Regions from separate parts of the Homo sapiens genome. Here regions 1, 2 and 4 are each linked to region 3. A link is a contact called in ENCODE Hi-C or POLR2A ChIA-PET data. All regions are on one chromosome and are shown on one strand. The core of a region is the stretch at or near the end of the contact, and the rest is flanking DNA. Distances in the headings are between cores, read along the strand shown. Region 1 holds the start of BBOF1 (basal body orientation factor 1). Region 2 overlaps RGS6 (regulator of G protein signaling 6). Region 3 holds the start of NUMB (NUMB endocytic adaptor protein). Region 4 overlaps RGS6 (regulator of G protein signaling 6).

Region 1 (2,700 bases), core at 68-2,567, 560 kb after region 3:
ATTAGCCGGGTGTGGTGGCATGCACCTGTAGTCCCACTTACTGGGGAGGCTGAGGCAGGAGAATCGCTTGAACCAAGGAGGTGGAGGTTGCAGGGAGCCGAGATGCCCCACTGCACTCCAGCCTGGGTGACAGAAGACTCTCTCTCAGAAAAAAAAAAAAAAAAGTTTACAAGGCTTATCATTACCAAATCGGCATGTTCCCTCAGAAGAAACAGAAATTCAGAAACAGAAACTATGCAAGTGGGAAACAAGGCGGAGGGGAGTAATTAGAGGTCAAAGACATCGGGAAGGAGTGTACGGATTAAGTCCTCCCTAGAGAAATGGTGACGAAGGATCTACAACCACATTTAAAATAAACTTTTTAATTTGAAATGGAGTATAACAGAGCAGAGCTTCAACCACAAGTCTCCTAACTATTGGCTTGGCACTCAGAATACCGTACCTTCCTTAATGACTCACTGACTGACTCTCATTGAAAAATGAGAATACTTGTGAGTACACTCCTTTTCAGAGGTGTATTCGGGATTTCAGGAGTCGGGGAGGCAAGTTGAAGAGCTTCCAACTTTATGCAACTTTCAGGAAAGAAGGCTGCGGACCGGTATTAGCAAATGGAAATCCGGGGGGCGGTCGTGGGCAGGAAGTATCGGCCACACAGGACCTAGTGAGGCCGAGGACCCTGCTCCCGACCTCGGTGGCAGCACTCCCCTCCCCGCCCGGCTCCCTGGCGTGCCGCTGCTCTTCGGAGGCTGGCAGCCTCGCCCTCAACCACCGCCCTCGGGAAAGTCCTCGACTGCCTATCAAAAAACATTTGGCCTGGGACGTCCGCTGGCTGCACTATCCCTTACAGAATCAGCAAGGGTGAAAAGCCAGGAAAGAGATGCAACCCAAAGGAGTAAGGCAGTGCCGGGAGCGGCAGAAGCGGAGCGGGGGCGAGGGCAAGGTAGCCGCGGCCACGCTGGCTGCGGCATGGAGACACGGGAGGAACGGGACCCGCGGGCGGCACGGGAAAGGGCTGCGGCTCAGACCACTGCGGCGGGACGGGCGGATCAGCGGGGATCTAAGTCTCCTGAGGCAAGGGCGCCCCGACCGCAGCGACTCCTGACACACCCAGGCCGCAGGACGAAGCGCTACCGCCTGGGGCTGCCAGCTCCCGCCTCCCGCCCGCAGAGCCCGGGCCCCACGTAGAGGATCCGGCGCCGCCGACACTCGCACACTCACCGCGCGCGCGCCACCCTTGCGCGGCAGCCCGCCGCCCTCGGCGCGACCTCCGCCCCACCCCGCGCGCCGCGGCGCCTGGGCTACGTCACGGGCGCGTGCGCTCTCCGCGCGCCGTCAGCGGCGCGGGTGGGGCATTGCCAGCTCGGCGTCCCGGTTCCCTTGGAGACAGAGCTGGCCAGGGCGGCCGCGGCTGGGCAACTACGACAGCGGAGCCCCTGGGGAAGCCAAGATGCCGTCGAAGGGAAAGGACAAAAAGAAAGGCAAGAGCAAAGGCAAAGACACGAAGTAAGGAGAAGCCACCCGAGAGTCCCCTCTCCCTGGGCCTGCCTGGGATTTCGGGTCTGGGGCTGGCAACCTGGCGCCCCCCGCGCCGGCCCACTCGGACCCTCTCCCCGGCTCTCCCGGCTTGTGAGGATTACAGCTCCCATGTCCATAGTCTGGCAGATCTCTACTATGTGTTCAGATTATCTTAAACGTGTAGAGGATGTATAAAGTAGTTCCTTGGGCCTTTTCAGAGATCTCTTTTGGTTCAAAGGGGACACCTAAAGTATTTTACCAAGTTGGATAATTATTGAGGTTTTCCCAAACTGATCAGAGCCACTGAGGTGGGTAATGTTCTAGCACTAACCCCTTACAGGCCTGGAGTTGCTGCTAGATTGCTACTAGCCCTATTGGGGGACCCCGGTGGTTTCTGGACACGTTGGAGTCATACGTGGTGTCCAGCAACAACACCATATATGGGAACACAGAGTTGGCACCAAACTTGAGATGTTTGTAAAGTAACTTAAGAGAGTAATTCATGCTCAATACAGAAAGTTTGGGAAACATGGGAAGTACCAAAAGAAAAAACAAAAATCACCTGTAGTCTCATTATCCAAAAATAAACACTACTATATTTTGGAGTATTCTTTTTTAATAAAACGATAGCCCAATGTACATACTTATATGTGGCTTTTTTCTTCCCATTTGTTAATGTAAGTATTCTTTTATGGTATTTTTTTTTTGTTTTTACATAACTGCACAGTTAGTCTAGCCCTTAAAGTGCCAAGGGCTTATCACATTCCTAGAACTCACTAACATATGTTTTCAGATTTTGACCATGCTTCTACAGTACACATTTGAACAATGAGGAACACTAAGGGTAAGAGACCTTATTCCTTGGATTTTCCATGACCCATTGTTTGAGAAACCTGGCTTTGTTTCTACAGTGAGTATCAGTGGTCCTATTAGAGTGTCTAATTTCTTGCATCAAGTACTTTTTTTTTTTTCTTGACACCAAGTTTTGCTCTTGTTGCCCAAGCCGGAGTGCAATGGCACGATCTCAGCTCACTGCAACCTCTGCCTTCTGGGTTCAACCAATTCTCCTGCCTCAGCCTCCCGAGTAGCTGTGATTACAGGCACCCGTCACCACGCCCAGCTAATTTTTTTATTTTTAGTGGAGACAGGGTTTCACCATGTTGGCCAGGCTGGTCTCGAACTCCT
Region 2 (2,700 bases), core at 180-2,679, 980 kb before region 3:
AGTGGCTCTTGAACTTTCTTTATTCAGAATCATTTGGGGCATTTGATAAAAGTGCAGATTTCCAAACCCACCCACAAAGATTCTGATGCAGTAAGTCCAGGGGGCGAGGGGATACTCAGCAACGTGTCTTTTCCAAGCACACCCAGGTGATTCTTTGCAGGTGGTCTATGGACCATATTTGGAGAAACACTGAGATACAAGGAGGCTATTTTCAGCCCAATAAAAGATAGGATTTGGGTTATAGTGGTACCCCAAAGATGAGATGACATGCCTTAAGAGGCAGCATTCTCATCATTGAAGAAATAAAAGCAGAGACCAATCTCTTATTGTCATGAGGGGATTCACGAAATTGGATGAGTCATTGGACTAGCTGACCCCTAAGCCACCCTCCAATTCTGTGGGTGGATGATCCTCTGTGCTTGCTTCTTCTCCTAGTCCGTGTATGGCGTGACTGAAGAGTCCCAGGCACAGAGCCCGGTGCATGTACTCAGCCAACCAATCAGGAAAACAACAAAAGAGGACATCCGGAAACAGGTGAATGAATTGACAGCTTGCACTCTCAGGAGGAGACGTGGCCAGTTTAAAAACCCTTTCAAATGTTCAACTCTGAAGATTGAGCAAGCTTTGAGTTCCTGGAAACCACAGTGGAACCCAGCTGTGGGTGATTGAACCTTTTAAGTGCTGTGTGTGAACAAGCCACGGAAGCTTGAGAGAAAGAATTCTCTACCCAGTTCCTCCAGCAGTTACTAGAAAAGGGCGTAAATGAGTCATCCCATGCCTTGGGGTAACTGCTGTAATGGGGTTTCCCACAGTCCGCTGTGGGAGCTGGAGGAAGGAGGGGGCTCATGTCACACAGTCCTTATAATTGGAATGCACCAGCTCAGGATGGTCTACTTTATTGCTGTGATTTGAAAGGAAAGTTTAAGAATAAATAAAGCTCTACTCCCAATGCCATTTCAGCATTACTTGGTTGAATGTTATTTTCTTTCATGATGAGCAGCCCAGGTCAACAGACAATGGCTAATTATATTACTTCCTTCTGATATTTACTGGTAACAAAGCAACCTACTGTTTATATTATGCCTTGCTGGTTCCTAGAGGGCAAAACCCAAAGGAGTAAACTTTGAGGTGCTTGCCCTTGACAAGTTTATTATCTGATGGGTAAGAGGTAATGGATATATGAAAAAAAAAAGCTATTTGGCGGGGCTCGGGGCTCGGTGGCCCACACCTGTAATCCCAGCACTTTGTGAGGCTGAGGCAGGTGGATCATCTGAGGTAAGGAGTTTGAGACCAGGCTGACCAATATGATGAAACCCCATCTCTACTAAAAATAGAAAAAAGTTAGCCGGGCTTGGTGGCGTGTGACTATAATCCCAGCTACTCGGGAGGCTGAGACAGCAGAATCACTTGAATCTGAGAGGTGGAGGTTGCAGTGAGCTGAGATCATGCCGCTGCACTCCAGCCTAGGCAACAGAATGAGACTCTGTCTCAAAAAAAAAAAAGAAAAAAAGAAAAAAAAACCACACAGAAAAAAAGCTATTTGATGATTCCAGTCAAGCATGCCAAGGACATGGGTGTGACGTGCCTGTGAAAGGTGGGCAGAGGAGGGGTCACTGGGGATTGTTCAAAACAGGTATTTATGGGGCACATTTCACCTGTCCATGCTGTTGCTAAGCTACGTAGAAAATACATTGCCTTTAAATTTTGGAAAGCAAGACTTAAATCACACCACAGTATAGGAGGAGATGAGACAAAGGCTAAATTGCAGAATATGAATCTTGTATGATAGGGATGTCCAGAGGCACAAGTAATTTGCTGGAGGGCAGAGCTGAGGGAGTTGGAGATGTCTGGCCAGAGGAGGTATTTGGATCTTGGTGGAAATGCAGGATTTGGGTTTGTGGAGCGAGGGGAAAAAAATAATTTTAGTTTGGTCTTAACATCTGTGTTCTCTATTTTCCCAGATAACATTTTTGAACGCACAGATCGACAGACATTGTTTGAAAATGTCCAAAGTGGCTGAAAGGTATGTTTTCCTTTAATAATATTACTACTTTCTTCTAATTTAACAGGGAAGAAATGTTACAGGGTTATGGTTAACGAATGTGTTCAATGCCAAGAGTTAGACTGTAGTTATTCCTTAGACTGGGGTGCAGAAAAACCCACAGGCTCCATGTGAGTATAACTAAGATAACAGACCTCCCTTGAGTGATGTCAAGAAATGTTCCGTTGCTAAGGCTTTACAGGGGGTGGCCACGGGACCTTGTCAATCAAGGAAGAATGTCCTTTAAAGCTACATAATGCACCTTTGCCTTCAGCCTCTGGATTAATTCAAATGGAAATTGCTCCCCTTTCAGCTATAAAATGCCCAGATTCACTTTATAGGGGAAAAGAAATTATGTGTGTCCTTTGAGGTGCTGGCTGCATAGACAGGAGGGGACTGGATCATCGGGAAGTGTTCCGCCTCCACACGCCATCAACCACTGAACTGCATCGAATCAGCTGTAAAGAAAATATTTGGCCCCTCCAGCCTGGCTTCCACAGCGGTGTGTGTGCTTCATTCTGCACCAGTAGCTAGTTCCACTCCGTTAACTCATGGGAGACTCAATTTTATCAACTAAATGGTCTGTTTTTTTAACTCTTCCGTGAAGATGGGAGACCACATGGGGAATCTATATGGAATAAATCTAACCAGGCAGCTCA
Region 3 (2,700 bases), core at 97-2,596:
TATTTACTTCTACTCCTTTAGTTCAGCTACTCCTCCCCTTTTCCCTCCCAAATTCCCCACCCTGTCAATGAACCTATTTCCTAATATTACTGCCATCATCCTAAAACAAATTTCTTTTCTAAAACAAGTCACTTAACCTTGCTTTTAGGAGCTTTGCTTTGGTCCTAGATGTCATCTTGATATTAATTACGAAACTGAAGTTTCTTCTATTTGTGAAGACCTGTGAACCTACATGGCTCCACTGTTAATTTCTCATATATCTACTGTCCTAGCCAGTTCCACGAAACCATTACTCTCTCCTCGGGCAACTTTCTTTCTCTACCTTATCCCCTCCTATAGGGATTCTCTCCCACCTCCGCCCATCTCCGTCCCATTTTGCATGACTCCTCTCCGACCGAGGGAACTTCCACTCCCCTGCTGGCTCCTCACCCCGGTCTCAAACGCGAGCCACTCCTCGAGGACTTCTTTCCTGGTCCCTTAGGGATCCTCAGAGCCGGAGCGGCCAGGCCAGTTGGGTCTCCCATCCCAGCTCAGCTATGGGGGCGCAGGGAGCTCCGGTTCTTCCCCCAGGCGGTGCAAGATCTCTACTCGTCCGACCCTCCGAAGACCTGCTGCTCCTCATCTCTCCAGGAGCCCCCTCCCTTGGACAGCCGCTTTTCTCAGGAGGGTCCCCAACCCCCTCCGAGCGTTTCCTCAGACGCCCCTACTTGGAGCAAGTCTGCTCCCTGTCACCCGGGACCCTGGCCACCCTCGGCCTTCCTACCTCCCTCGGACCGGGGCCACTCCCAGTTCCCCTGCCCCCCACCCCGCTCTCTCCTCACCGGCCGCTGCCGGGCTTCCCGGATTCCTTTTCTCCCTGGCACCCAAGCCGTCCTGGGTATTCCCAAGACACCCCGCCCTTGAAGCAGGTCGTTACAGGTCACCCCCTCTCTGGGACCCTGGCCGCTTCCGTTTCCTCAGATACCTACTCCTCACACAGTGGCCGCCGGTCAGCGCGCTAGACCGGAGCAGCTGGACGTCCCAAGGGACCTCCTGGCCTGACCCGCGCGGGTCCGGCCGTAGCCTACCTTCCTCGGGAGAACTCCGCAGCCAGAAGCCCAGCCCCTCTCCCCCTAGCCCAGTCAGCGCGAACTCGCCGCCGCCCCCGCCGCCTCCGCCCTGGCCCCGGCCCCGGCCCGGGCCCCGACCCGAAGTCCAGGCCCCCTTCCTCCGGCCTCCGCCTCCGGAGTGCTGAGCTGGAGATTCCGCCCCGCGACGGCCCCCAGATCTCTGACCCGCGTTACCGGCACTCACCTGCCGCTGCCCCCGACCAACTCAAGCGCCACTGCCTCTACCTCGGCCGCCAGTGGCCACCAAGCGCCACCACCTCCCCCATGACAACAGGCCCACCCTCTTTCATACTTCTAACCTATCCATTGGATAGTGGGGCGGCAGCTCTCCTCTCTGATTGGTTTAGTATACCCGCCCGTCATCGCTCTTTACCGCCCCTTTTCCTAAACCCGGTATTCGCCCCCGCCCGGACCTGGAGCGTCCTAGCCCAAGCTTTAGTTGTAATTGGTTGAGGGTTGGGCAATTCGAAGTTATGATAGGCTGCTAAAAGTGTCTGTTAAGCTAACTGGCAAGAGACGTGACGGTTAAGGTTGATTCACGCTTGTGCACAGTTTGGTTGCGCAGTAGAAAGCAAAGGAGGGGCAGACGCTCACATTCGTGGTTACCCGGGAAGGGTTAAGTCTTTGTTGTAGAGTTTTCTCTGTAAACTTTTCCACTTCTCCAGCTCACTTCCTGCAAGGAGAAGCTTATCTCTGCTAGCTTTATTCATAGGGGTAGTACTTACAAAACACCAACATTAGAGGTTGTGTTTAAGAAGTGTTTCCAAGCCCTGGGGAGAAAGGTATCAGAGAGATAAAAATGTCCCCTTCTTTTCTTTGGTCTCAATGCATCCAATTTCATTGAAGTTCTTTCCAGGAGCCTCAATGCTAAAGGGCAAAGCGCAAACTTTCATTTAGCAGAAATCAGTCAACTTCGGTTGCAATTATAAATGTCGTCAATAAACTGAAGTGGCGTATTGAGAGTTCTCCAGCTTCCAGATCCACTCCTGGCTGACCCCTGCCAATTGACCAGACAGCCATTAGCAACTTTTTTTTTTTTTTTTTTTTTCTGTGAGACGGAGTTTCTCTCTTGTTGCCCAGGCTGGAGTGCAATGGTGCTATCTCGGCTCATCGCAACCTACGCCTCCCAGGTTCAAGCGATTCTTCTGCCTTAGCCTCCCGAGTAGCTGGGATTATAGGCATGAGACGGGGTTTCTCCATGTTGGTCAGGCTAGTCTCGAACTCCCAACCTCAGGTGATCCGCCCGCCTCGGCCTCCCAAAGTGCTGGTATTACAGGCGTAAGCCACCGCGCCCGGCCAGCAACTTTCTAATAAGCGGGCCACATTATACCCTTTATGATGCTCTGGAAATGAGAATTCTGCTTTCCCCCACCTCTCACTGCCACTTTGTTTTTCTGTTCAGCAGTTCTTAAATAGCCCTACTAGCTGTGTGTCAGATACTTTAAAAGCTTCTCTCTCTCTCTCTCTTTTTTTTTTCTAAACCTCTTCCTAGCAGTCTAAATTAGGGCCATTGAATGAATTGCCGGGTTGTGTGTGTGTGTGTTTTTTTTTTTTCCTCACTTGGCACAATGCACAAGAATAAATGATTGCA
Region 4 (2,700 bases), core at 106-2,605, 930 kb before region 3:
GTGGCCGCCTTCTTGCTGTGTCCTTATAACTCTGGTCTCTCTTCCTCTTCTTATAAGAACACTAATCCCGTCATAAGGGCCTCTCTCATGACCTCATTTGAACCTAATTACCTCTCAAAAGACCCACCTCCAAGTACCACCACACTGAGGATCAGGGCTTCAACAATATGAAATTTAGGGAGACACAACATTCATTCCACAACAGGGCGATTTTGCAAATAGCGTGATCCTGTAACCTGCCTTTTACCTAAAACAGGGGTCAGTTAAAAAACTATACTTTTCCTAAAAAGAGCCAGATAGTAGACATTGCAGGCTTTGTGAGTCATGTGGTCTATGTCACAACTATTCGATTCTGCATACAAAAGCAGCTACAATGCAACAACATAGCAATGTAAACAACATAAATGAGGACCTATGGCTGTGTTTATTTATGAACAGTGAAATCCAATTTCATATAATTTTTCACAAAATACAATTCTTCTTTTAGTTTTTTTCAGCCACTTAAAAACATAAAAACTGTTCTTCGCTCATGGGATGTAAAGATCTAGATCACAGGTCTGTATCTGTAGATTTGAATCACAGACTGTAGTTTGTGACCCTGTGCTAAATAAAATCTAGCACATGGTCATGAAAATTATTGAAATGCTTCAAGAAATCCAGAAAGCTACAGGATAGAGGATTGGGCATAAAGGATCTTCAGTTTTTGGGGGAGAGTAAGTTAGAGGAGACTTGGTTTTGACGCAGCCATGGCAACACAGCAATCTGAATTGTGAATGTTTCTACATGAGGATTGAGTGTTGCGGAGCAGAGGTCAGCAGGTGCCAAGAGACTCACACTGCCTTACCTTCCTGGACAGCACTGGCTGCCTGCCCCAGCAAAGTAGGTGCAGTTCAGAAGTTCCCAGGTATAAAAAGGAGGTTAAAATCCTCAGCAGCCCATGACCAGCCAGGACTTGCACTCAGATGTCCTCGCTTGCTGGCCAAGATTCTGCTCAGACCACACTGTCCCTGGATTGTTAGTGCTGAGGGCTTGGTGGTCGCACTGAGACCTGGAGAAGTTCTAGTCCCTAGAGAAAGGCCAAGAGTCTGGGAGTTCCTTCTAGAATTATCCATTTAAGTTCTTTAAACTTTCTCTTCTCGGTTTGCCTCTCTGTTAAATGGGGATGTTAACACCTCAGCCCATGGGGCTCAGGGGCTCTGGGTGGCTTCCTCAGCTGGTCATGATGGTTCTCATAAACCCCCTGCAGTGGTCATATGCTTTAATATTAGTGCTCAGTAGCCTGAGAGAAAGTACAGCCAGATTTATGGATTCACTGGAAGCAGGGACTGGGGGTGGGGTGCAGCCTCTCTCCAATGGGTTTTGTTTCTTATTTGACCACACGCATTGTTAGAGCCAAGTTAATTGCCTGTATTTGCTTCCTGTGGAAATATTTCACAAGACACCCTGTTATCGTGGGCCCAGCATTTGTACTTGTGTTTTGCTGATCCGTTTAGCTTTTTTGAAAATTTTGGGCCAAGACCAAATCTTCCATAAAGGTCTGTGGGCTGTGACCATAGTCCTCAGCTGTTTGCTGTGTTGTTCCAATTTCATAGATTTAGCCTTGTGAGGGGAGAAAAATATATAGGCCATGATTATTTTTTTTTAAGGACTCAGTTCTTTATGCTATGGATTTAATTCTCTGTTCCCAACCATGTGGCCTTAAAGGACCTGCATTGTCACCTGCTTGCTATGTGGTCTGAGGCAAGGGCCTTGACCTTTTGTGCCTTAGTTTCCTCATCTGGGTGATGGGGGTGATGTCTTCTTTACAGCCCGCTAAGGATTTCAGAGAAATCAGATGAGCTAATAGCCCTGAAAAATCTTTGAAAAAGTAAAAAGTGCTATATATTTGTAAGTGTGAACTCACAAAAATTAATGACTTTAGTACTCTCTGGGGTTTCGTAATTCTAAGCTGGATCCAAAAGAAATTCTCTCAAAATATCTGCCCTTAGATGGGAAAAAATGCCAGAAAAGGATGTAAGAACTGAATTTTCAGGTCCTGGAATGCATCCTAAGGAATTTGAGCTTCTCATCCTGAAGACAGTAGCAAAGCATTGCAGGCTTTTACCTGGAAGATGGTGAATCCCATGGTGATGGGCATAGTAGGCTGGAGCCAAGAGAGAGTTCTGAACCCTGGGGCATGTCATATAAAGCTCTGCTGGCAGTTGTTGGTGGAGAGAATTAAACCACAGGAAGTATTGAGAACCTTCAGCTTCCTTGTAGGGCATTTGTCTCTTTCCAAAGCCTTCACAGGCTCTAGATGAGATAGAAATCAAATGCCAGCACAGTGGCTGCCTGGCTTCCATTTTAAATCTCAGAGTACCAAGGATGTTCCAAGGACTATCTCCCTGGATCCATTCAATCATTTGTCCATCTGCCCATACACCCATGTCATGAACATCCATTCTCCCATTCAAGTTGGGAAACCTTGACCCGTGCGGCATAATATTCTGTGCAGAGGGAAATAACATGAGAAATAGGAGGCCCAGATGGCTTTTTTTTTGCCATCAGGCAGAGCTTATCTAAAAGCACATCATTTTCAAACAAAACAAACCAGACCTAAGAAAGCACTTCATTGAGATAGGATTGGATTGGAAATCTGTCCTTTAAGTGGACTGATAGTGGAATAGGACAAGCCAGTCCAGCCCCATTGGCTTTGATCCT

What was found. Hi-C counts contacts between places; a loop is a spot of excess contacts on that map. ChIA-PET counts read pairs that join two places held with the same protein, here RNA polymerase II (POLR2A). Pooled maps may share reads with other maps.
Region 1: a map of gastrocnemius medialis shows a loop between it and region 3 (25-fold over the local background). The contact joins the promoter of BBOF1 here to the promoter of NUMB in region 3. A Hi-C loop is called at or near these places in 1 of 168 maps with a recorded cell type or tissue (gastrocnemius medialis) and 9 of 50 pooled maps. POLR2A ChIA-PET finds 5 or more read pairs at or near these places in 3 of 52 experiments (HEK293, activated naive CD4-positive, alpha-beta T cell and activated naive CD8-positive, alpha-beta T cell).
Region 2: a loop to region 3 is called in a pooled map, with 6 times the contacts of the local background. The contact joins the enhancer-like site here to the promoter of NUMB in region 3. A Hi-C loop is called at or near these places in 1 of 168 maps with a recorded cell type or tissue (HCT116), 2 of 37 single-sample maps with no recorded cell type and 3 of 50 pooled maps.
Region 4: a loop to region 3 is called in a map with no recorded cell type, with 5 times the contacts of the local background. The contact joins the enhancer-like site here to the promoter of NUMB in region 3. A Hi-C loop is called at or near these places in 3 of 37 single-sample maps with no recorded cell type and 3 of 50 pooled maps. POLR2A ChIA-PET finds 5 or more read pairs at or near these places in 1 of 52 experiments (activated CD4-positive, alpha-beta T cell).

What each region holds. Positions count from the first base shown.
Region 1 is chr14:74,018,032-74,020,731 of GRCh38, forward strand. It overlaps BBOF1 (basal body orientation factor 1), which reads left to right and starts at 1,318. Exons shown (of 12, transcript NM_025057.3): 1 at 1,318-1,503. The coding sequence starts at 1,448. It overlaps ENTPD5 (ectonucleoside triphosphate diphosphohydrolase 5 (inactive)), which reads right to left and starts at 1,257. Exons shown (of 16, transcript NM_001249.5): 1 at 1,219-1,257. RefSeq lists silencers at 615-909, 825-894, 935-1,074, 1,085-1,154, 1,185-1,434.
Region 2 is chr14:72,476,307-72,479,006 of GRCh38, forward strand. RGS6 (regulator of G protein signaling 6) reads left to right here. Exons shown (of 18, transcript NM_001204424.2): 11 at 436-534; 12 at 1,962-2,023. Among named protein-coding and RNA genes, the nearest start is that of MIR7843, 39 kb to the right of the region's middle. RefSeq lists an enhancer at 492-701. Within about 2 kb of position 1,430, at least 2 of the 41 ENCODE cell types and tissues checked have a DNase peak (open chromatin) inside an H3K27ac peak, as active enhancers do.
Region 3 is chr14:73,457,200-73,459,899 of GRCh38, forward strand. It overlaps NUMB (NUMB endocytic adaptor protein), which reads right to left and starts at 1,347. Exons shown (of 13, transcript NM_001005743.2): 1 at 1,294-1,347. RefSeq lists silencers at 1,071-1,200, 1,211-1,300, 1,491-1,690 and enhancers at 1,676-2,209, 2,210-2,700.
Region 4 is chr14:72,522,201-72,524,900 of GRCh38, forward strand. All of the region lies in intron 15 of RGS6 (regulator of G protein signaling 6), which reads left to right. Among named protein-coding and RNA genes, the nearest start is that of MIR7843, 6.7 kb to the left of the region's middle. Within about 2 kb of position 1,356, at least 2 of the 41 ENCODE cell types and tissues checked have a DNase peak (open chromatin) inside an H3K27ac peak, as active enhancers do.